Linked DNA regions of Homo sapiens: all the other regions are linked to region 1. The links are chromatin loops, found by intact Hi-C in ENCODE. Cell type or tissue: heart right ventricle. All regions are shown on one strand. Region 1 overlaps MTSS2 (MTSS I-BAR domain containing 2). Region 2 overlaps VAC14 (VAC14 component of PIKFYVE complex). Region 3 overlaps VAC14 (VAC14 component of PIKFYVE complex). Region 4 overlaps VAC14 (VAC14 component of PIKFYVE complex). Region 5 overlaps VAC14 (VAC14 component of PIKFYVE complex).

Region 1 (4,000 bases):
GGCCAGGCTGGGATAAAGGCCACACTGTTTCCCCAGGAGGGGAGGGGAGCAGGGGGTGGAGAAAGGTGGCTCTGTTGGCCGCACAAGGCCCCATTCAGCCCAGGGCCTGGTTGTCCCAGGCAGGCTAGCTGGGCCCTGCAGCAGCCACAGCCTCCTCGGCCCTGGGAGCCACTGCTGCTGGCCTGGGATGGCAGCTTCCAGGACACAGGGCAGGGGCCCCGGAGGCCCCAGTCTACACCTGGTGTGCCTTCAGCCCTGCCACCCCCTACCCTCCACACTGTGCCTCTGCCCCTGGTGGGCAGGTCAGTGCCAGTGTCCTAGGCACATGTCCGGGAGACACGATGCCTCTCATTGGGCTCAGCCCAGATCCCCTGCCAGGCCCCTGGGAAACCCCGAGGGGACAGGACCTGCCACTTCCTGCTCCATTTCCCCTGAGGGAGGATGTGAGCCCCCTGTAGCCTGTAGGGTGGATGTCCTGATGTCAGGGAGGGAGGGCTTGGCAAAGGCGCCCGTTCCCAGGGACAGGCTTTCCTCATGCTGATGGCTCTGTCCTTGGTCCTCTGCCCTCCGAGAGGACCCAGAGCCTCCCTCTCCATGGGGCAGGGCTGCTGTCTTAGAAACTGCCCCAAGTCTGGATGGAGCATGCAGGGAGCCCGGCCCAGGTCAAGCCCTGCAACCACCCCACAAGAAGCTCACTTTCTCTCCCATTTGCCCGGCAGAGCTCCTACCCTATCTGGGAGGACTTCAACTCCAAGGCCACGAAGCTGCATTCCCAGCTGAGGTGAGGTGGCCCAGGGCACCCCAGCAGGGGAGGGGCAGGCAGAGGCCCCCCCCCCGCCCAACCACCGACCATCCATGCCGTTGTCCCTCTCCCCAGGACCACCGTGCTGGCTGCTGTGGCCTTCCTGGATGCCTTCCAGAAAGTGGCTGACATGGCTACCAACACCCGAGGTGGGGAGGCGCGTGGCTGGAGGTTGGGGTTGCCCCAGGGTGGGCCTGGAGGCTGGAAAGGAAGAGTAGGGGATGGGCCAGGGAAAGGACGGGACGCCAAGCCCAGAACCTTGAGTTCTGCTCCTTAGTGGAGTGGGCTGGTTGTGGAGAGAGTGAGCCCCTCGTCACAAGAGGCATGCAAGCAGGAGTGGGTAAGTAGTGACAGGAGTGTTCCCCGGGGATTCCCTTTTTGCTGTGGGCTGTTCATGTGACCCCCCAGCACAGAGATTCTCCTTAGGGCTTCTTCCCACTCATGCCCTCGTGTCCTTCTAAGAGCACGCAGGGTCAGGTGAGCGCGCCGTTGGGCTTGGCGCCGCCTCTGCCCTCTGGTCCGAGTGGCAGAGACCTGGGGCTCCCGCTCCTTCGGGCCCTGGGCGTGCTCACACTCCCGCACCTGCATCTGGGCACACCTGGAGGGTCGTTTGGCCGGCTCCTGGAACGGTCTTTGGCGCCGGCCTCTCCCAGCTGGGAGAGAGGGGAGGCCGCCGCAGGAGGCTGGCGCGGCTGGGATGGCGGAGGAAGAGCTGGTGGAGATGGAGGAGGCCCCGAATCCCCCAGGGCCGGCGGGACTGCGGCTCGGCGGGGGCAGGGCGCGGGCTGCGGGCTCCGCCTGCGCGGCCGGGGCGCCCCCTCCTGGCCCGAGGCCGGGACTGCGCAGGCCCCAGCGGGCCCCTTCCCACCCCGCGCTTGCCTCGCCAGGGGCCACGAGGGACATCGGCTCGGCGCTCACACGCATGTGCATGCGCCACCGCAGCATCGAGACCAAGCTGCGGCAGTTCACCAAGTGAGTGGGCGCTGCGGGCGGGCAGGGGGGCGGGGGGACGGGGCGTCGCGGGGGAGCCCGGCCCTGACCTGCGCTCCCGCCCGCCCTCCGCAGCGCACTGCTGGAGAGCCTCATCAACCCGCTGCAGGAGCGCATCGAGGACTGGAAGAAGGCGGCCAACCAGCTGGACAAGGACCACGCGAAAGGTGAGGGTGGCGCGGAGCCGGGCTTCCCACCCCCCACTCCGCAGGGACCCCATTAGAGCGCTCCGCTCTCCCCTTCTGCAGAGTACAAACGAGCCCGGCATGAGATCAAAAAGAAGTCGTCGGACACGCTGAAGCTGCAGAAGAAGGCGCGCAAAGGTAGTGCCTGGCGCGGCCCCCCAGCCACAGCCCCACGGCCCCGCTCCACAGCCCCACCGCCCCGTGGGGCGCCCCAAAGCCTTCATCCCAGCCAGAGGGGCGCTGTCCCCGACACAGGACCCTCCAACCTGTTGGGTGGGACAGAGGGAGCTGCCCTTCCCCCCAAACCTGGTCCAGAACCTCCCTATGGGAGGCAGCAGGAGGCCCAGGCACCCCCGCCCCAGGAGTGGCTCTGTCCATCCGGCGTCTTTCACACATTCTTTCTTTCTCTGTCTCTCCTCCTCTCCTCCCACATCCTTCCTGTAGAGCTACTTGGTAAGTCAAATGTCGGTCCCTCCAGCTGCTCCTCCCGTCCTTGTCGCATTTGTCTGTCTCCCCCAGCTCAGGGCCATTGGAAGGAACCTCTCCAGGCCAAGGAGAAGCGAGGAAGGCGGTCGGTCCACGAGGGAGGGGCCTGGGGCACAGTCCCCCTGGGGCCCCCGGGGTCCCTGGCCAGGGATGAGTCCCGGGCCACTGCTGGGTCAGTCTGCCAGGCCAGGAGGGGTTGGCCAGGGCGGGATGGGGGCCACAGGCCCTGGCTGCCCCGCCCCCACCAGGCTGGCCTGCGTCCTTACTTGTCACCTCCTCACCTGCCATCTCATCATCTCCTCTGCATCATCCTCTCGCCTCTCTCTTTCTTGCTGCTTCTTGTGTCGCTGTTGCTGTGTGCTCTGCTCCCTGAGCTGAGTGGGGACCCACACTGAGACCCCTTCCCTGCCTCCAAGGCCCAGCCCTAGCTCTCCTGGCCCCCGCCCCCTGTGGCCTGGCCTACAGCTGAGCCCCACACTCTCTCTTGTCCCGCTTCTGCCCCACCTCCCTGGACCTTGTGAGGTGAGGGGCGCCATCCCGGGTCAGTGAGGGTACCCCAGGTGGAGGCCAGCGAGTCTCCGTGTTGGCAGAGCTCCTGGGCGCCAAGAGCCTCCCCCGGAGATGCCCCAATCCAGCGTGGCTTTGCAGCTTTGGCCTCTTTCTTGTGTGTGTGTCTGTCCTCTCTGCCTGCTTTGGTGGGACTAGCCCTTCCACAAGCCCCAGAGTCCTCACTGCCCTCCGCAGTCCCCTGGCCCCAGGGCAACACCCAGCCCAACGGCCGAGAGATGCCACCACCAGGGTCTGAGCCCATTTGTGGGTGTGGCAAGCCAGGCTGGCATCCCCAGCAAGGCCTCTCCTCCCCACCCCTCCAGGGAAAGGAGACCTGCAGCCCCAGCTGGACAGTGCCCTGCAGGACGTCAACGACATGTACCTGCTGCTGGAGGAGACGGAGAAGCAGGCCGTGCGCCGGGCGCTGATCGAGGAGCGGGGCCGCTTCTGCACCTTCATCACCTTCCTGCAGCCTGTGGTGGTGGGACTCCTGGGGACTCAGACCCCAGAGGGGTGGGCTGGGCCCAGGGTTGACCTTCTGACCTCCAAGAAGGGTCACTTCTCAGCAGTCCCTGGCTGGGGGCATCAAGGCCACATGCTCCTGGCCCAAAGGCAGGTCTCATAGCTCACCATGCACTGATTTGGTCTGGAGAGACCATCATGCCAGCCCTCTGGGCTGTGTGGGCCCCACCTGCACCAGCCCCGAGCAGCATTGGTTAGCGAGGAGGGGTGAGAGAGGAGAGGCCCGACAAGGGCTGCTGCTTCTCCAGGGGCGCTGGGCAGGCGGGCAGGTGGGCGATAGGGCCAGCAGGTCTGACTCGCTGCTTCCTCAGAATGGAGAGCTGACCATGCTGGGAGAGATCACCCACCTGCAGGGCATCATCGACGACTTGGTGGTGCTGACAGCAGAACCCCACAAACTGCCTCCCGCCAGCGAGCAGGTGCGGGAGCCCTCTGGCCAAGGGCCAGGGCCAGGGGCAGGGAGGAG
Region 2 (4,000 bases), 67 kb before region 1:
ACTCCTCCGGGAGTCCATGACCTCACTGAAGGCAGAGCCTGACCTGTCTGGCCTTGTGTCTCTTATACCCAGCACAGGACTAGCCCACAGCAGCTGCTCAGCAGCTGTCTGGAGAGGGAGCATTGTGTGGTTGAAGTTAACTGGTCCAGGGTCAGGATTGGATGTCAGGACTGTCTGACCACAGCACCCTGTGTAGTGTTATCAGCAGGCTCAGGTTTGGGGACCAGAGCTGGGTTTGAGGTGGACTCGCTGTTACCTTGAGCAGGTGACTGTCCAAGTCTCAGTTCCCTTGTGTGTATCCTGTGAGGTGAGACTGGTGACAAGTGAGGGCATTCATTGTGGCCGGGAGCGAGGACAGCCTGCTCCTCTGGCCCTGGAGCCACTCGAAGGGTGGAGACAACCTTGCACAGGCCAGGCCTCTCGGTGGCTTTTTCCAGGCCTCTGTTCTGACAGGGAAGTAGGTACCTGCCGGATACCCAGCATGAATCAGTTTGTCCCCATGGCACAGGGATCTTGCCGAGTGCTGGCCTGGCCCCAGCCGCCCCGCTGGATCACACTTTCTCCTCACTTTCCTCCCCTGCTGCACGTGGCCACCAGTGTTGGCCGCCCAGAGGTGTGTGCCTCTGTCCCCCTGTGCAGACAGACCTGGGTGGGATGGGCAGCATGGGGGCGAGGGGGCAAAGTGATGTAAAGAGACACAGATCTCCTCACCGTGCTCCTCCTCTCCCCTGGATCAGGCGAGAGACACCAGGGAGTGGGTGAGACCCCACCACCTCGGGCTGTGGGCAGAGCAAGAGCAAATGGGTTAGGAATTAGGTTGCTGATTTAGGGTTTTGCCCCCCCCGCCCTTTTTTTGTACAATTCACATACCATAAAATTCATAAAAACGACTCTATTGTATACTTTAAAAGTATACCATAGAGTAACTTTTAGTATTTTTCGCAAGATTATACAACCATCAGTACTAATTCCAGAACATTTTCATGACCCCAGAAAGAAGCCCTGTATGTACCCTGCACCCGTTAGGAGTCACTCCCCATGCCTCCCTCCCCACGCCCCTGGCGACCACAAATCCACCCTCTGTCTCTGTGGATTTGCCTGTTAATGGAGTCATCATACAGGATGTGGACTTTGTGGCTGGCTTCTCGGCAGGTGTTTTCAAGGTTCATCCACGTGTAGCAGGTACTTCATTTCTTTTTATTACCAAATAATATTCCCTGGTGTGGATGTGCCACGTTCCATTTCTCCTTGTCTCCACTGCAGGGCCTTTGGGTTATTTCCATTTTGTAGCTATTAGGAAAAATGCCGCTGTGAGCATTTATATATAAGTTTGATGTGCACAGACGTTTGCAGTTCTCTTGGTAACTGCCTAGGAGTGGGAGTATACCTATGGCAGCTCTCTGGGTAACTGTTTGAGGAGCTGTTGGCTTGACTCTTGCCTCACTGTTTAATTTTGGATGAGTCATTCCCCCATCCTCCCCCCACCTCCATTTCCTGGTCTCAAGTCCCCTCCCTGGCCGTGCTTGGACAGTCCAGCAAGCATTGGTGTGCATGGCCTTTGTACATCCTGCCGTGGCAGGTGTGCAGGGGCTGAATCGGGCAGGACCGCGGCGTCATTCATTGCTGTGCCACTTCCCCATCCTGCCCTCCGCCCTGTGTCTTTCTTCTGTGGCTGAAGCAAAGAATCCCTGGAGGCTCTGTCCTCAGTGGAAGCAGAGGCCTCGGCCCTCCCTACTTCTAGGCTGAGACCCACCCAGGGCTCCCCGGCTCCTGGCCTGGGTGGAGGGGCACCCCTTGCTCCTGCCATATGACTGGGCTGTGTGGCAGCCATGTGTCTCAGCCACGTGGATTCATCAGCTCTCCACTCTGTGTGCCAGGCCACGGGCAGGGGTGGCTGTGACTCACCTTTACAGCCCCAGAACCCAACGCAGCCGCTGGCACAGAGCAGGGTCCCAGGGGCCCACAGACATCCCAGTCTCCATGAGTGGGAGAGGGATGAAGGGAAGGACAGAATTGGACAGTAGGAGGGGAGTCTGTGAGAGTGAGTCTGTGTGAGCGAGTGCCAGCTCCTGCCTGGATGAGGCTGGGAGATTGCGTGCCAACACGTGACACTGTTTGAAGACTGAGGGGGCGGGAATGGGTGAGCAAGCAAAGGGGTTCCCGGCCAGGGCTGGCCTAGAGGAACCAGGAGGAGAAGTGACAATTGGGCAGTGTGGGGGAGGCACTGGCACTGTGTTTGCATTGACAGGAATGGCTTTTGAGGGGGTAGGCCTTATCTTTTTTGTTTGTTTTCTAGATAAAATTTGCCCTTTTGAAGCATAGAATTCACTGGCTTTTAATATACTCACAAGCTTTTTGCAACCATTACCCCCATCTAATTCCACAACATTTTAATCCCTCAGTAGGAGCCCTACAGTGCTAACCTTATCTTGTATTCCCATATTCCAGCCACCTGGCCGGTCCTGGCCCACATGGCCCTGCCCATCAGGCTCTGTCCCACTTTCCCTGGTCCAGGGCTGAAGCCCCGGTTGCCGTCGTTATTCTTGGCCTGGGCTCAGAGTAGCCCAGGAAGAGGCACAGGCAACCACCCAGTCAACTGATGTTTGTTGGGCATCTGCTGGGCGCAGGGACAGTCCTGGAGATACACCTTTTGGGGGGACAGGCATAGTCCCTAGCCCAGAGCAAGAGAGGAGTGAGGGGCAGAAAGAGCAGGCGACCACCTGCAGTGTGAGGAGTTCCCTGCAGGATAAACACAGCCAGCAGAAGGTGGCCAGGAAGCCTCAGCAGCCCCTGGGGCAGGTGCATGCACACAGGCACACGCGCGCACACGCGCACACACACACACACACACACACACACACACACACACTGAAGCCCCTCCCAACAGGGCAGGTCCGTGGCCCCTCTCCCTATTGCCCATTGCAGCAGAGTGGTAGGCTGGACTTTGCCGCCCTGCCAGCTCTTGGTGCCAGGCAAAGATGGGTGCTGTGCGAGGAGAGGCAGCTTCTAAGGATACGGGGGCTGTAGAGCAGCCCTGGGGACATTGTGACACAGTGCTGACCTGCGCTCACACTCAGCACTGGTCCCACGCCCCACTCTGCCTCTGTCTCGGAAGAACTCAGCAGGCAGGTGGTCAGGCTGGGGCCTCACCCCACCCACATCTGTGCAGGGACACTTTAGAGCCACCGAGGACCACCTGACATGTCTGGACATTAGGAAGTCCTTTACCTTGGAGACCAGAGTAGCACGCCAAATGTGGAGGACGCTTTAGGGTCTGCAGTGGCCTGGTGTCACCTCTGCAGAAGCAGCTGTTCTGTGGCCCAATGGTGGGTGGGGCCGTGGCTACCGCACACAATAGAACATGGTCTGGAGGGCACTTTGGGAGCCTTGCGCAGCCTGCGGGCCTTGAAGTGCACACTGTGCAGATAACGCCCTGCTTCCTGAGTCCTGGGACTCCTGGGGACCCTCAGAGCCCTGTTCAAGGGACCCGAGAGAGGGATCGTGGGGAAGCTGACTCTCCGAACCTCAGATTCCAGTTTCCTTCCTCCAGAGGCCCCATTCACTGTAGTCTGTGTTCCCTTCATTCTGGATACTTTGTTTCACTTTTCTGAGCATGCCCCAGCTGTGGCCTTAGTGGCTCTTCCCAGCCTGCTGTCATCTGCAGACCCCTCCCACCCCTGCAGGTGGCTGTGTGCCACCAACCGCACCTCTGCCCAGGTCAGCACAGCTCTCAGCGGAGAGCTCATCCCTCCTGCCCCGCTTCTCTCCCCAGGTGATCCTGAAGGACCTGGAGGTGCTGGCAGAAATCGCTTCCTCCCCCGCAGGCCAGACGGATGACCCAGGCCCCCTCGATGGCCCTGACCTCCAGGCCAGCCACTCAGAGCTCCAGGTGCCCACCCCTGGCAGAGCCGGCCTACTGAACACCTCTGGTAAGTCTTCTCCTGAAGGTTCTAGCCTCAGGGGCCTTAGTGCCAGTGCCGGGTCTTAGGCTGGACCATGG
Region 3 (4,000 bases), 91 kb before region 1:
GCTATACCACACCTCATTTATCCATTCATCTGTTGATAGATATTTGGGTTGCTTCTGCTTTTTGGCTATTGTAGATAATGCTGATGTGAACATGATTGATATACAAGGTTTCATGTGGCCATAAGTTTTCATTTCTCTTTGGCATATACCTAGGAGTGGAGCTGCTGAGTCATGTGGTGACTATGTTTAGCCTTTGGAGGAATGGCCAGACTGTTCTCCAAAGCAGCTTGCACCATTTTACATTCCCACCAGCAATGTACGAGGGTTCCAGTTTCTCCACATTCTCATCAACACTTGCTATTATTTGTCTTTTATTTTAGCCATCCTGATGGGTGTACAGTAGTATCTTGTGGTTTGGATTTGCATTTTCCTGATAGCTAAGGATGCTGGGTATTATCTGTCATTTTAAACATCCATTCCCCTCAGGCCAGTGATCCCTTCTGAGATTTGACAGATGTGTTTAGCACTGGTGTCCCCTCCTTGTGAGATCACTGTGACTACAGACTTACAAGCTTGGGGACTATCGAGAATGACTGGGCGTTGGTTGGGTCCTCAGGGCTCCAGAGCCATGGTCCTTTTGAAGAGCCTGAATCAAGGTATGGGGCTCTGGAGAGTTCTGTGTGTGCTTGTCACAGGGGTCTTGTTTATTCAAGAGAGCCAACAGCCTTTCATGACCCCTTGTTCCTCTTCCTCTCCCAGGAGGTCCAGATGGTTCCTGTGACTCCAGCTTCAGTAGCGGCATCAGTGTCTTCACTGCAGCCAGGTAAGTGGCTTGTTTCAGCCAGAAGGTTTGTGGAAAGCGAGCGGCCTAGATCTTTCCTGGATGCGGGAGACTACAGCAATGACCCAAGGCAAATTCTACTCGCGGCTGCTGCTTTTGGGACACCCTCGTACACAAAAGAGTTAATTGATGAAGGAATCTGAAGGACACTGAGCAAGCCCACCCCACCCAGGCTTGATGGATAGATAGGGCGGATTAGAAGCCACTGGGGGCCAGACATGGTGGCTTATGCCTCTAATCCCAGCACTTGGGGAGGCCAAGGCAGGCACATCGCTTGAGCTCAGGAGTTTAAGACCAGTCTGGGCAACATGGCGAGACCCTGTTTTTACTGAAAATACAAAAAATTATCTGGGCCTGGTGGCGTGTGCCTGTAGTCCCAGCTACTTGGGGAGGCTGAGGTGGGAGGATCACTTGAGCCAGAGGTTGAAGTGAGCTGAGATCACACCACTGCACTCTAGCCTGGATAACAGAGTGAGACCATGTCTTAAAAAAAAAAAAAAGGAATGAAAGAAAATGGATTGTTCTTACTTATTTTTAAATATTAAAAAAAAATTAAGCTATTGGAGGTCAGTAAACGCAAGTTATAATAATAAAAGTACAGCTAATACATGGTGACTGCAGTGAGACACAGTTGCCTTGACTCATCGCTGTCTGTTTGTCCAGGATGATGGGGGGCCAACAAGACCCACAAGGGGAAGTCTGTTCAAGGACAGCCTGAGCATGGGCAGTCATTAATCATGTCCAAGATTAAGGATAAATCACCGGCCCCAGGAGCTGTTGTCTCCTGTGCGCCCAGGTCAGCTGTAATGGCGCAGTCTTCCACATGGGGGCAGTGCAGACCAGGCAGCAAAATAATTCTCTTCCTTGGGGCTCCCTCCATACTCCCTGCAAGGTGAAGGGACTCCCCGCGGAAGGTACTGTAACGGTTCTGCCCTGGTCTGAGTCCCCTGGACTTGCCCCATGTCACTTTTTCTTTGGGTGACCTTGGCATCTCTGGGGCTAGAGTGGATGGTGGGTCTCATACAGGGGTTTCTTTCCCCTGAACTTGACAGTGAACCTGGGCCCTGGGAGAGCCAATCACTCATGAAGAGAAAGTGTGCACTCTACCCCAAGAGGCTCTTCCCCCCAGACCCCTAGCTAGGGTTCTTCCCTCATCGATGTCATTTGTGAACTTATCCTCATCCCTCAGCACCCTGAGCATGTTTTCCAAGCACGCAGGTGCAGCCGTTTATGAAATGTACCACTAGGAGTCCCCTACGTTGATGGAGGAGATCAGCGAATGTTGCCATTCTCTCCTTTTCACATAGCTGCCACGCGTTCCAGTGCACCTGCCTGTGCTCACCCCTGTAGGCTCCAAGATAAGAGCTGGCCCCTGAATGTGTCCCTGACCTTCATTCATTTACTCCAGTGGTGAGGCAGAGAAGTAGCCAGGAAGTTACTGGAAAGAGGAGTGATTGATGTGAGGGGTGAAGTTACCAGAAAGGGAGGGCCATGGTGCCTGAGCCCAGGCAATGAGAAGACTGGCTGGGAATAACAGCTAATGCCAGTCAACATAGCCAGGCTTCCAGGGCCCCAGCGCAGTGCTAAACCTTTACGTCGGATCCTTCAGCTTTGTCTGAGTCTCGTGGGGTCAGTAGTATTACTTTCATGGCAGGGACGAGAAGGGAGGAAGAACGGGGCTGCTCTGTGGACAGTGGATCTAGGAGGGGCCCGGTGGATGCAGACCCGCTAGGGAGCTGTCACCGTTGTCCCCATCAGAGGGGATGGGGGCTCAGGCTGGGGAGGAGCAGCATGTGGAGAAAGTTGGGTGGGTTTGAGCTCTGTGTTGAGAACCACAGGACTCACTGATGGGTGGGATGGGGTAGGCAGGAGAGAGGTGAGGGAAAGACTGCCTTCTAGAAATTTGGTGTGAGCCAGACCCCCGCTATCCTAGTGTCATTTGCACACCAGGGCTGGAAGGAGGAGCAGGTGTGGGTGGGGTGGTCAAGAGCTCGTTCCAGGTGGCTCTGAGCATCCCAGGAGAAAGGGGGAGGCAGACTCAGGTACTGGGTCCTGGAACTCGGGGAACGGTCTGGACAGACATGCGAGGACTTGTGTATCCTGCAGAGGGCTTAGCTTTTGCGCTGGAGGCTGTGGAGACAGTGTCACAAGTGGGAATGGCAGGATCTGATCTGGGATTTAAAAGCCTCCCTCTGGCAGCCAAAAGCCTGTTGTAGACTTGTCTCTGTAATCTGGGCTATGGGGATTGAGGGGGAGGTCGGGGAGGTCTAGGAGAAGGCAGAGGTAGGCTTAAGCCATGGGCTGCAGAGGGGCACCGCTGTCCGCTGCCTCGCTGGGGAGACTGTGCTACTGTCGGCTGGGATGAGCCTACAGGAGCCCTCAGTTCTTGTGCCAAGGCCAGGAAGTGCTAGACTGGACGAGGGTTTTGGTTTATACTTGTCATTCAGGAGCCAATGCCAAATCCTACCTAAAATCCAAACCATCCTACCTAAAAAACCAAACAAGAACAAATGATCTAGTGCTTCCTGACTTTTGGTGACAGAGATCCCCACGTGGCAGCTGCACAGTCAGTGTCACCAGCTGTGCTCAAGAGCTGGGCACCTTCAGAGTTGTAAAACCAGAGCCAACATGCCCGGGCTCCAGCCCACCACCTTCTTCCCACAGCGGGTATTGACACAGTGAGACTGAGCTTGGACACGGGTGGGATCGTGCAGAGTTGCCAGGTAGCCAGACCCACCCTGTGATTCTTCAGCTGCGCCGCTTGCCCAAGGCACCACGTGAGGCCACCAGTTTCACTCAGTTCAGGTCTGCCCAGGGTGGTGGCCAGACTGGAGACTCCTCCCACGGCAGAAAGGCATTCCCACCTGGCTGGAAACTGCCATGGTGGTGGCAGTCCTGTGCCTCTGAGTGGCCATTGACCCTTGGAGAGCCTGATGAAAGCTATGGACCCTCTTCCAAAAAAAATGCACATCCACAGCTGGGCACGGTGGCTCACGCTTATAATCCCAGCATTTTGGGAGGCCAAGGCAGGTGGATCACCTGAGGTCAGGAGTTCGAGATCAGCCTGGCCAACATGGTGAAACCCCATCTCTACTAAAAATAAAAATTAAAAAAAAAAAAAAAATAGCCAGGCGTGGTGGCACTTACCTGTACTCCTAGCTACTTGGGAGGCTGAAGCAGGAGAATTGCTTGAACCTGGGAGGCGGAGGTTTCAGTGAG
Region 4 (4,000 bases), 59 kb before region 1:
TCCCTCGCAGAGCGGTGAAGGCAGAGGCTTCTCCCACCCTGCCTCCCTCATTCCTCACCTGTGCAGAGCCGCAGAATCGGGGAGAGAGTGGCCTGGGGGCAAACAGGATGGGGAGCAGCCTGGGCGGGCAGCTGTGAGGGAAGCTGGCTGAGGGACACCACACTTTCCTGTCTCCCACCCCTGGGATCTCCTGTGTCTCCTCCTTTTGTATTTCCTGTCTCCACTCAGGGGAGTCTGCGGAGGTCCTGCTGGCTCTGGGGACAGGGATGTCAGACAGGCCTGTGGGCCCGCCGTACCCTGAGCCTGTGCAAAAAACTTCAAAGGACAGAGGAGGCCTCTGGGATGAGCCCTTTGTCAGAGACATGCCTTTCCTCCCGGGGCCTGGACATCTATGCTGCCAGAGAGGGTGCAGCCAGGCCTGGGGAGACCCAATCAGCCTTTAGGATCCTTAGCCATGCACAGTAATGTGTCAGTCTGAGGCCAAAGGTCACCCTAGGACTGACGTTTGCCCCTAAAACCCAGTCTTCCCTGACTTTGCCTGCCACGGGGCCCAATGCTGCTGGGATAAAACTGTTCATGTCGTAAGCCACGTTGGCTCACTCCTATAGTCCCAGCACTTTGGGAGGCTGAGGCAGATGGATCACCTGAGGTCAGGAGTTTGAGACCAGCCTGGCCAGCATGGTGAAACCCTGTCTCTACTGAAAATACAAAATTTAGCTGGGCGTAGTGGTGCGTGCCTGTAATCCCAGCTACTCGGCAGGCTGAGGCAGGAGAATCGCTTGAACCCAGCAGGTGGAGGTTGCAGAGAGCCGAGATCACACCACTGCACACTAGCCTGGGCAACAGAGCGAGACTACATCTCAAAAAAAATAAAACAAAAAAACTGTTCATGTCAGTATACCTTGCGGGGCTCAGTGGTCCAAGGTGTTTTTATCCCTGGCTCTAAAAATGGGTGATAATGACCTGTTCTTATTTGGTTTCATTCCTTGTAGCCCAGGACAGTGTATTGTAGCCAAATGTCAGCAGCATCTTCATGTCACCAGACAGAAACAAGTTCTAGCAGAAAGCCAGAAAGCCATTTTCCCCAGTAATCACGGCAACAATCATCATGGCTGCCAGCACTGGCTGAGGTCACGTTAGGCCCTGCCCTGCTCTGAGCACTCACGCGTGCTGGCTTTTTGGGTGAGCCCCTGGGGTCCTCACAGCAGCTCTGAGAGGCCAGCACTGTGTCATTCCCCACTTGTTTGGGCCAGGAGCCTGGCCCGAGAGCCCACACTCCTCACCCCACTCAGGAATCCCACCTGCGCCAGCACTGGAAGCTTCCACAGCCAGAGGGGAGGAGGAGAGGGGCCAGGCCATGGGCACAACCTGGCAGTGATGGGGGCATCTCTCCTCTCTTCACAGTGACTTCAGAGACCCCTTCCTGGCCTCAGGCCACGGCAATGCCTCATTTCTTGTCATTTGCTGCCCGCCACCACTTCCTCCAGCCACACCAGCCCCAGGAAAGCACCTGTTTCTCTTGAAGCCCCTTCCTCCCACTCACCCCTCCCAGCCTCAGGAAGCAGCAGTAGGGATCACGAGCACTGGGGTCAGAGGGATCTAGATTCACAGCCCTGCTTTGCCCATCCATCCCGTGACCTCGGACAAGGGTCCTACCTCACTGCTACTTCTTCCCTCTCTATAAACCAGGTGCTGGGGTGCCTGGGGGCTCTGTGAGCTCCCACATGGCAAGGGCTAGGCTAAATGCTCCCTGCATGTGAAGGGGGCCTTTGCTTGTGTCCTAGTTATTACAGGCCGGTGCAGAGGGCCCCTGTGGGAGGCTTCCCTGGAGATCCCAGCTTCTCCTGCCCCTCTGTTCCAACACACTTGCTTATCTCAGGCTGCCTGGGTGGGTGGTGAAGTTCACATCTGTTCCCTCCTGGCTGTGACCTCTTAGACCCCCAGCTGGAAGTGCATGCGGAGGCTCCTCAGCGTCGCCCAGTGCTGGGTGATTTGTGTCATCAGCTCAGTTTGAATAGCGTCATGGCAGGCCACACAGGCCAAGTTTACTTACCCCGGAATCCCTGGCACCAGGTGCCCAGTAAGGGTCAGTACCTATTTTTGAAAGTTTATTAAAATAATGGAAGGCAGGGGCACCAATCACCTGAGCCTGAGGCCCCCGGCACTGCTGCCCAGAATGGCATCCTCTCATACCCGTGCTGCCAGGCCCTCCCTTGTCCAGTTGGAAGCCCCAGCAGTCCAGCCCCCCTGCTCCACCAGCAGGGGGTGCCTTCCTCCACACCCTCTCCTCGCTGCCTTTGGCCCCAGCCCTCACCCTGCAGCAATAGCTCTTTCCCGGTGGCAGACTGCTATATGACCTCTCCACTGCCGCGTCAGCTGGAAGTCCCCACTGGGCCCTGCTGCATCCCATCGGCTTCTCTCTCGCTCTGACCTGAGCAGCTGCAAAGTCTCCTGGCTATGATTGATGCCTCCGGCGCTCCTGTCCTGCCGACCCAGGCCGGCCCACAGATGAGAAAGTGATTGCCCCTTGAGTGGGTTCCCGAGTTGGTGCCATTGCGGCGGCCTTTGTCTACGTAGCTGTGCACCCCCTCCAGTTCTGCAGACTCTACACCCCCAAGACCCTGCTCAGCCTCCCTTTCTCCCAGCCACTTGATTCTTGGGGGAAACTGCCCCTTCCCCACCCTGTCCTCTTGGTTCCATACCAGCCTCTCCATCACCCACCCCTTCTGTGGACCACTTCCTGTGCCAAGCACGACTTGATGCTCTTTAGCCCTGCCTGGTTCACAGAAGAGGAGCTGGCCTCGGAGAAGGTGGTGCTGCCTCCCCTGAGCGGCCTCTGGCCCTTCCCTTGTATCCTCCAGGCAGCAGATCTTGAGCCCACAACGGGCTGTCCGGGCACATGGACCCCAACCCCAGCAGGGAGGGAGGCCGGAGTGGAGCAGGGACCCTGCTGGGCCTGAACTGGGTGGCTGACGTTTTCACATCTGGTTCTGTTGAACTGTAACTCGCGTTATGTACTGAAGCCAGGGTTATTTTTATCCTGACATGTGAGGTTTCTTCACGTCATAACCACAAAACTCAATCCAAAACATCCCGGGGCAGGTTGTTTGTGAGACGTTCTGTGGATTCTCATGTCACCACATCAGGTTTCACTTAGTAACATCTGCAGGGCTGGCTCCCCGGCCGCCCACCCCGCCAGCCTGGGTTTCTGTGTGGAGTGCGTCTCTGTGCCCCTGGCCAGCCGCCGGTCACGTGCACTTCCTGCCAGGGGCTGGCAGGCTCCTCACTTGCCCAAACCAGAAATACAAGGCACAGTGGCCTTCAGCTGAGGGATGGCACTCTCCCTCATGCTCCTGCCCTCTGCAGGATTGGGGAATGGAAATCCCACTCTCCTGGGCCCCTCAAAGAGAGCCTGTCTCCCGAGACACACAGCCGGGTTGTGGGCCCCCCTCTCCCTCGCCCCCTGCTGCAGCAGCTGCCCACCATCTACAGGGGGCTGTGCCTCAGTGGCACCCCTGAGTAAAACCGCTGAGGTCCTCGGAGCGCAGTGTTGGAGGGCGTGCCCTGAGCTGCCCCGTCCCGGCTCCCACTTTCCTCATGCGCCTGCAGCACCCAGCCCAGGACCCTGCTTACAAGAGCAGATGAGCCAGAGCCGGAGGTGGGCGGAAGAGCAGGCAGCAGTGAGGCGGAAATCAGCATACTTGAGGGGCCCATTTCTCCTGTAGTCACCCTCCCGGGGTGAGCTTGTTCTCTCTCCACCCATCTCCTCCTCCTGAGCCTGCAGCCCTGCCTCAGAGAGCATCTCAAGCCAAAGGGCAGCTCAGATCAACAGAGTGGCTGGGGGCGATGGGGGCCACTGAGGCTGGGAAAGAGCGAGCAGCCCCCACCCTGTCCTGCTGAGCACTGAGGCCTTTCCCATCCCTGTCCAGCCCGCCCTCCCTGCCCCTTCAAGTGTGGCCCCTTTCCCCACCTCCCCTGCTGGGAAAAGACTGCCCTGCTC
Region 5 (4,000 bases), 82 kb before region 1:
ACAGCCATCAGTTCCTGATGCAAATGAATAATTGAGCAGCCTAGAAATGCCACGAAGAGACGGTTTTATACCGGCAGGGGACTGATCTGCTGGCCCAGGTCCTTAGAAAATGCAACCCCTGGCCTGCACCTGTCGGCACCATTTGGGAAGTACAGTGTAGTGCCTCGGTAGGAAGGGAGCCCCTCCCCAATATCCCGAGGTTTTTCTACCCATGCTGCCCCCACCTTGAAAACCCAGCCTGTGCCAGGGAGCAGTGCTTTGGGCAAAAAACCAACTCAAGCCTCCCAGCAGCACCCGCTGTCCCGCAGGCTGCTTAGCAGAACTTTGGGGACCCGCAGGACTTCAGTCCACAGAAGCCAGGGGGCTTCCTGTGCCCACCAGAACAAAAGTACCTCCTGAACAATATCCGTTTCTCATAGGCAGAGGCTGTGTTTACCCCTTCCCCAACTCAAAGGAGCGCATTTTGGTCTTAACTCTCAAGGGTGTCTCTCCTAGGCCAAATGTGCTGAGTGCCCTGGTGCAGTGGCAAGGCACAATGACAAGCCTCGATCCCTGACCTCACTTGAGAAACATCCTTCAGATGGCCGGTGAAGGGCCTGGCGGAGGTCAACAGTTGTTATCGGGACCTTCCCTCATACAGTCCAGACCTGGTGGTTTTGTTTTTCCAAGAAAGGGTCTGAACTTAATGCCTTGAGCCTGGTCAGGTCAGCTCAGTGACTGGGAGAGGGTTTCTCCTCCTGTGCAAGCCAGGCTGGTGCTGGAGAAAGAAAAGGAAAAGTGAGTGGGAGCCCAGCAGACTGGTCCTCATCCCCCAAAACATGGTTATCATGGTTCCAGCCCAGCAGCAAGCTCCAAACTTCTTTGGAAAGGGAGAGAGAGAAGCCCCCTTCAAACCCCTGGGCTGGGCTGAGCTGGGATGGTGGGAGACCAGCAAGGATGTGTGGGATCAGGTTATCCCTGACCCCCGATCCCCCTAGACGGTGGTTAGCAGTGTGTGACTCAGGATGTGCAGGCCCAGGGTGGTGCCATGACTCCATGGGAGAGGGCTATGGTGGGCTTCACCTCTGCTCTCCCTCCCGATCTTACCCACAGCACTGAAAGAGCCCCAGTGACCCTTCACCTCGACGGGATCGTGCAGGTCCTAAACTGCCACCTCAGTGACACGGCCATTGGGATGATGACCAGGATTGCAGTTCTCAAGTGGCTCTACCACCTCTACATCAAAACTCCTCGGAAGGTGAGCCCTGGGCCCCTCCAAGCCAGGGGCCTCTTCTGGGTCCGCCTTGGTTTTCCAGGGCCTGCCCATAGTTGGTAGCATTTTGGTCATTGCCCTTCTAGGGAAACCCTGGCCGGCAGAGAAGTGACAGGTGCTGCGAGGAGCCCTCATTGTGTCGGGGAGGGAAGTGGTCCGTGCAGACCAGTGGGTCCGTGCACACCAGCGGGACACTGCACTGCACGTAGTCCCGGGGCGAAGGGAGCACTCACGGGCACCCCTGCTTCTCTGCCCTCCAGATGTTCCGGCACACGGACAGCCTCTTTCCCATCCTACTGCAGACGTTATCGGATGAATCGGATGAGGTAGGTCACCAACGCCACCCGTACTTATGGAACATCGGCTGCCCTGCCTCCCCTTGTTAGTGACTGAGATATGCTTATTTTGGTACAGTGCATCCTTCCTAGAGGTAAAGCTGTGTTTAATACTCACTTTGGGGCCAGGTGCAGTGGCTCACACCTGTTTTTCCAGCACTCTGGGAGGCCAAGGTGGGTGGATCACTTGAGGCCAGGAGTTCGAGACTAGCCTGGCCAACATGGTGAAACTCCGTCTCTACTCAAAATACAAAAATTAGCCGGGCGTGGTGGTGCACGCCTGTACTCCCAGCTGCTCAGGAGGTTGAGGTGGGAGAATTGCTTGAACCCAGGAGGCAGAGGTTGCAGTGAGCAGAGATCGTGCCACTGCACTCCAGCTTGGGCGACAGAGTGAGACCCTGTCTCAAAAAAACAAAAACAAAAAAAAAAACTCACTTTAGGAGTGAGGACTCTTCTGTAGTCCCTTCTGGAGCAGCTGGGGCAGAGTGTCAGTAAGGGAGGCAGCACAGGACAGGCGGGGAGCTTGGCTTGGAGTGAGGCTGCCCAAAGGCAAGACACTTAGTATCTCTGCATCTCAGCATCTCAGTTTTCCTCTGTTCAATGAGGGCAGTAACCATAGGGGGATGTGAGAGGGAAATGATCCATGTAAAATGCTAAGCACTGGGCCGGGCCCCTGCTGCACGCTCAGTTAGCGTTGGTTGTGTTACTCATTTCAGCTGGACTCCATTATGACCTCTAGTTTGAAATTGGACCCTTAAGCTTTGCCTTTTTGGGGCCACCAAGAGCTGCTGGTGCAGAGGGAGAGGCTGACCCAGATCCCAGGCAGCAGGAGTGAGCCCTCTGAGAGAGCTGGAGTACAGAGGCTGGCCTGGGAGGTGGAGGGGGCCCCTGGCTCTTCCTGTCATCTGGGCAGGAGTCTGCCCCAGCCACACACACCTTTCCACACTCCATTCTCAGCCATGCCCATTGCGTGGTGTTCCTTTACCGGGTTCCCCTGCCTCCCAGCCAAGCGGCAGGGTTTGCAGCTGCGCGTGCCCATTGCACGGCAGCATCCCATCCCTCCATCCATACCAGCTCTTCAGGCTGCATCTCAGATGCTGACGGTCCAAGCTGAGCCTCAGCCCACTTTCCTCTTCTGAGCGCCAAGGCACTGTGAGCTGTAGGCAGAGCTGTATCTCCATGAGGCAGCCAGCTCGTGAATCAACAGACCTGCCCACACTGCAGAGAGTGGATGAGGCTGGGTGGGGGGGATGGGAGAGGGCTATTGCTCACCAGTCCCCATGGAGTGAGGCTCCTCAGTCTTCCCTGGGCTGGTGCCAGGCTTGTGGGGGGCCCGGGCAGCTGTCCTGCAGCCTGAATTTGCTTTCCCGAACCTGGGCTGAAGAGAGAAATGGACAGGCAGGTATCAACCTCTAGGTCCTCTGAGGTTTTCTGTATTACCAGAAAAATCCAAAACAGATGGTCTGTGAGTATGCCCTTGGCCTCTCCTGCCTACCCCCCGCCCCCCCATGCACACACACACACACACACACACACACACACACACACACACACACACACACACACACCCTCTCTTCGTGCACCACCCCCTGCAGCGCGAGGCCCAGGTGGACTTGGCCCCGTTCTGCCTGCGAGTTGGGAGTGACTCACTGCACAGTCACAGCCCTCATTTCAATACAAAAAAGAAGAGCAGAACTTTGCTGATTGGTTCCTTCCCTAGGACTTCACTGGAAGCAGCTGAGTTTTCAGTCCTTTAAACTGAGTTGTTTAATCCCATCCAGCTTTCTGTGCTTGAAATTGGTTTTTGTGTGTGCGCATTGAAAGGGAGCAGGCGGAGATGCAGTCCATTAAACAGCGCTGTTCAGGCTGTGGCTGTGGAAACTCGATTTGCTGAAGTGCCAAATGTTGTCAGGGTTTTGGGGCACGTCTTGTGGGCCTGCACTGGGGAGGGTGTGGAAACTGCTCTGGGGGACAGTTGAGGGGTACCATAACAGCAGTGAAGAGCCTCTGCTTCCCCTTCTGTCTAGAGGAGGGATTTGGGGACCTTCATCATTAGTGATGAGTCCTGATCTTACCCCATCCGGTTGCTTTCCAGAATCACATTCCTAAGTGTCCCCTGCTTAATCTTTGGTGAGCCTGAGGGTGTGCTGTGTACTTGGCAATGGGAAAACAACCATGAACAAGACAAAGCCCATCTTCTCCTGAAACTTCCTTTCTAGGATATCTAGAAAGTGCCCTCTCAGGATTTTTCAAGTATTTCCAAACAGCCCTGATCTCGAATTGGAGCTCCCTGGGATTCAAGACTATGAAAGCTTGTTAGGTTAAGCAGGAACACAGCCAGACAGGCAGGTCCTCTCCTACCAAAGTCCTCACTCATGGAAGTTAACCTCAGTGCTCGCTGCGAAGGCTCTCA

What was found. Peaks named below come from ENCODE experiments on the same cell type or tissue, not always from the same donor. Only the 100,000 strongest peaks of a DNase experiment are listed, where the experiment ranks them.
Region 2: a loop joins it to region 1, with 2.2 times the contacts of the local background. A loop is called at or near these places in 77 of 110 quality-filtered maps.
Region 3: it touches region 1 in a loop (8-fold over the local background); 95 of 110 quality-filtered maps call a loop at or near these places.
Region 4: a loop joins it to region 1, with 2.2 times the contacts of the local background. A loop is called at or near these places in 71 of 110 quality-filtered maps.
Region 5: a loop joins it to region 1, with 3 times the contacts of the local background. A loop is called at or near these places in 93 of 110 quality-filtered maps.

What each region holds. Positions count from the first base shown.
Region 1 is chr16:70,677,745-70,681,744 of GRCh38, reverse strand. It overlaps MTSS2 (MTSS I-BAR domain containing 2), which reads left to right. Exons shown (of 15, transcript NM_138383.3): 2 at 720-781; 3 at 878-951; 4 at 1,690-1,774; 5 at 1,868-1,959; 6 at 2,041-2,115; 7 at 2,422-2,430; 8 at 3,336-3,493; 9 at 3,846-3,953. Among named protein-coding and RNA genes, the nearest start is that of MTSS2, 6.3 kb to the left of the region's middle. In heart right ventricle, a CTCF peak has its summit at 1,651 (motif pointing left); no DNase peak of the experiment used is centred here; H3K27ac peaks cover 1,520 bases.
Region 2 is chr16:70,744,352-70,748,351 of GRCh38, reverse strand. VAC14 (VAC14 component of PIKFYVE complex) reads left to right here. Exons shown (of 19, transcript NM_018052.5): 13 at 3,773-3,929. Among named protein-coding and RNA genes, the nearest start is that of VAC14-AS1, 8.7 kb to the left of the region's middle. RefSeq lists enhancers at 405-1,039, 1,284-1,784, 1,785-2,285. In heart right ventricle, no CTCF peak of the experiment used is centred here; DNase peaks (open chromatin) are centred at 1,518 and 2,068; H3K27ac peaks cover 1,655 bases.
Region 3 is chr16:70,768,872-70,772,871 of GRCh38, reverse strand. VAC14 (VAC14 component of PIKFYVE complex) reads left to right here. Exons shown (of 19, transcript NM_018052.5): 10 at 700-763. VAC14-AS1 (VAC14 antisense RNA 1) reads right to left here. Exons shown (of 6, transcript NR_034083.3): 5 at 3,929-4,000; 6 at 1-1,264. Among named protein-coding and RNA genes, the nearest start is that of TRG-GCC3-1, 7.4 kb to the left of the region's middle. In heart right ventricle, a CTCF peak has its summit at 1,606 (motif pointing right); a DNase peak (open chromatin) is centred at 1,601.
Region 4 is chr16:70,736,841-70,740,840 of GRCh38, reverse strand. All of the region lies in intron 13 of VAC14 (VAC14 component of PIKFYVE complex), which reads left to right. Among named protein-coding and RNA genes, the nearest start is that of VAC14-AS1, 16 kb to the left of the region's middle. RefSeq lists enhancers at 1-534, 2,287-2,456, 2,358-2,888, 2,861-3,020. In heart right ventricle, a CTCF peak has its summit at 2,245 (motif pointing right); DNase peaks (open chromatin) are centred at 2,330 and 3,210; H3K27ac peaks cover 2,210 bases.
Region 5 is chr16:70,760,118-70,764,117 of GRCh38, reverse strand. VAC14 (VAC14 component of PIKFYVE complex) reads left to right here. Exons shown (of 19, transcript NM_018052.5): 11 at 1,093-1,237; 12 at 1,513-1,578. VAC14-AS1 (VAC14 antisense RNA 1) reads right to left here. Exons shown (of 6, transcript NR_034083.3): 3 at 2,860-2,965. Among named protein-coding and RNA genes, the nearest start is that of VAC14-AS1, 7.0 kb to the right of the region's middle. In heart right ventricle, no CTCF peak of the experiment used is centred here; no DNase peak of the experiment used is centred here.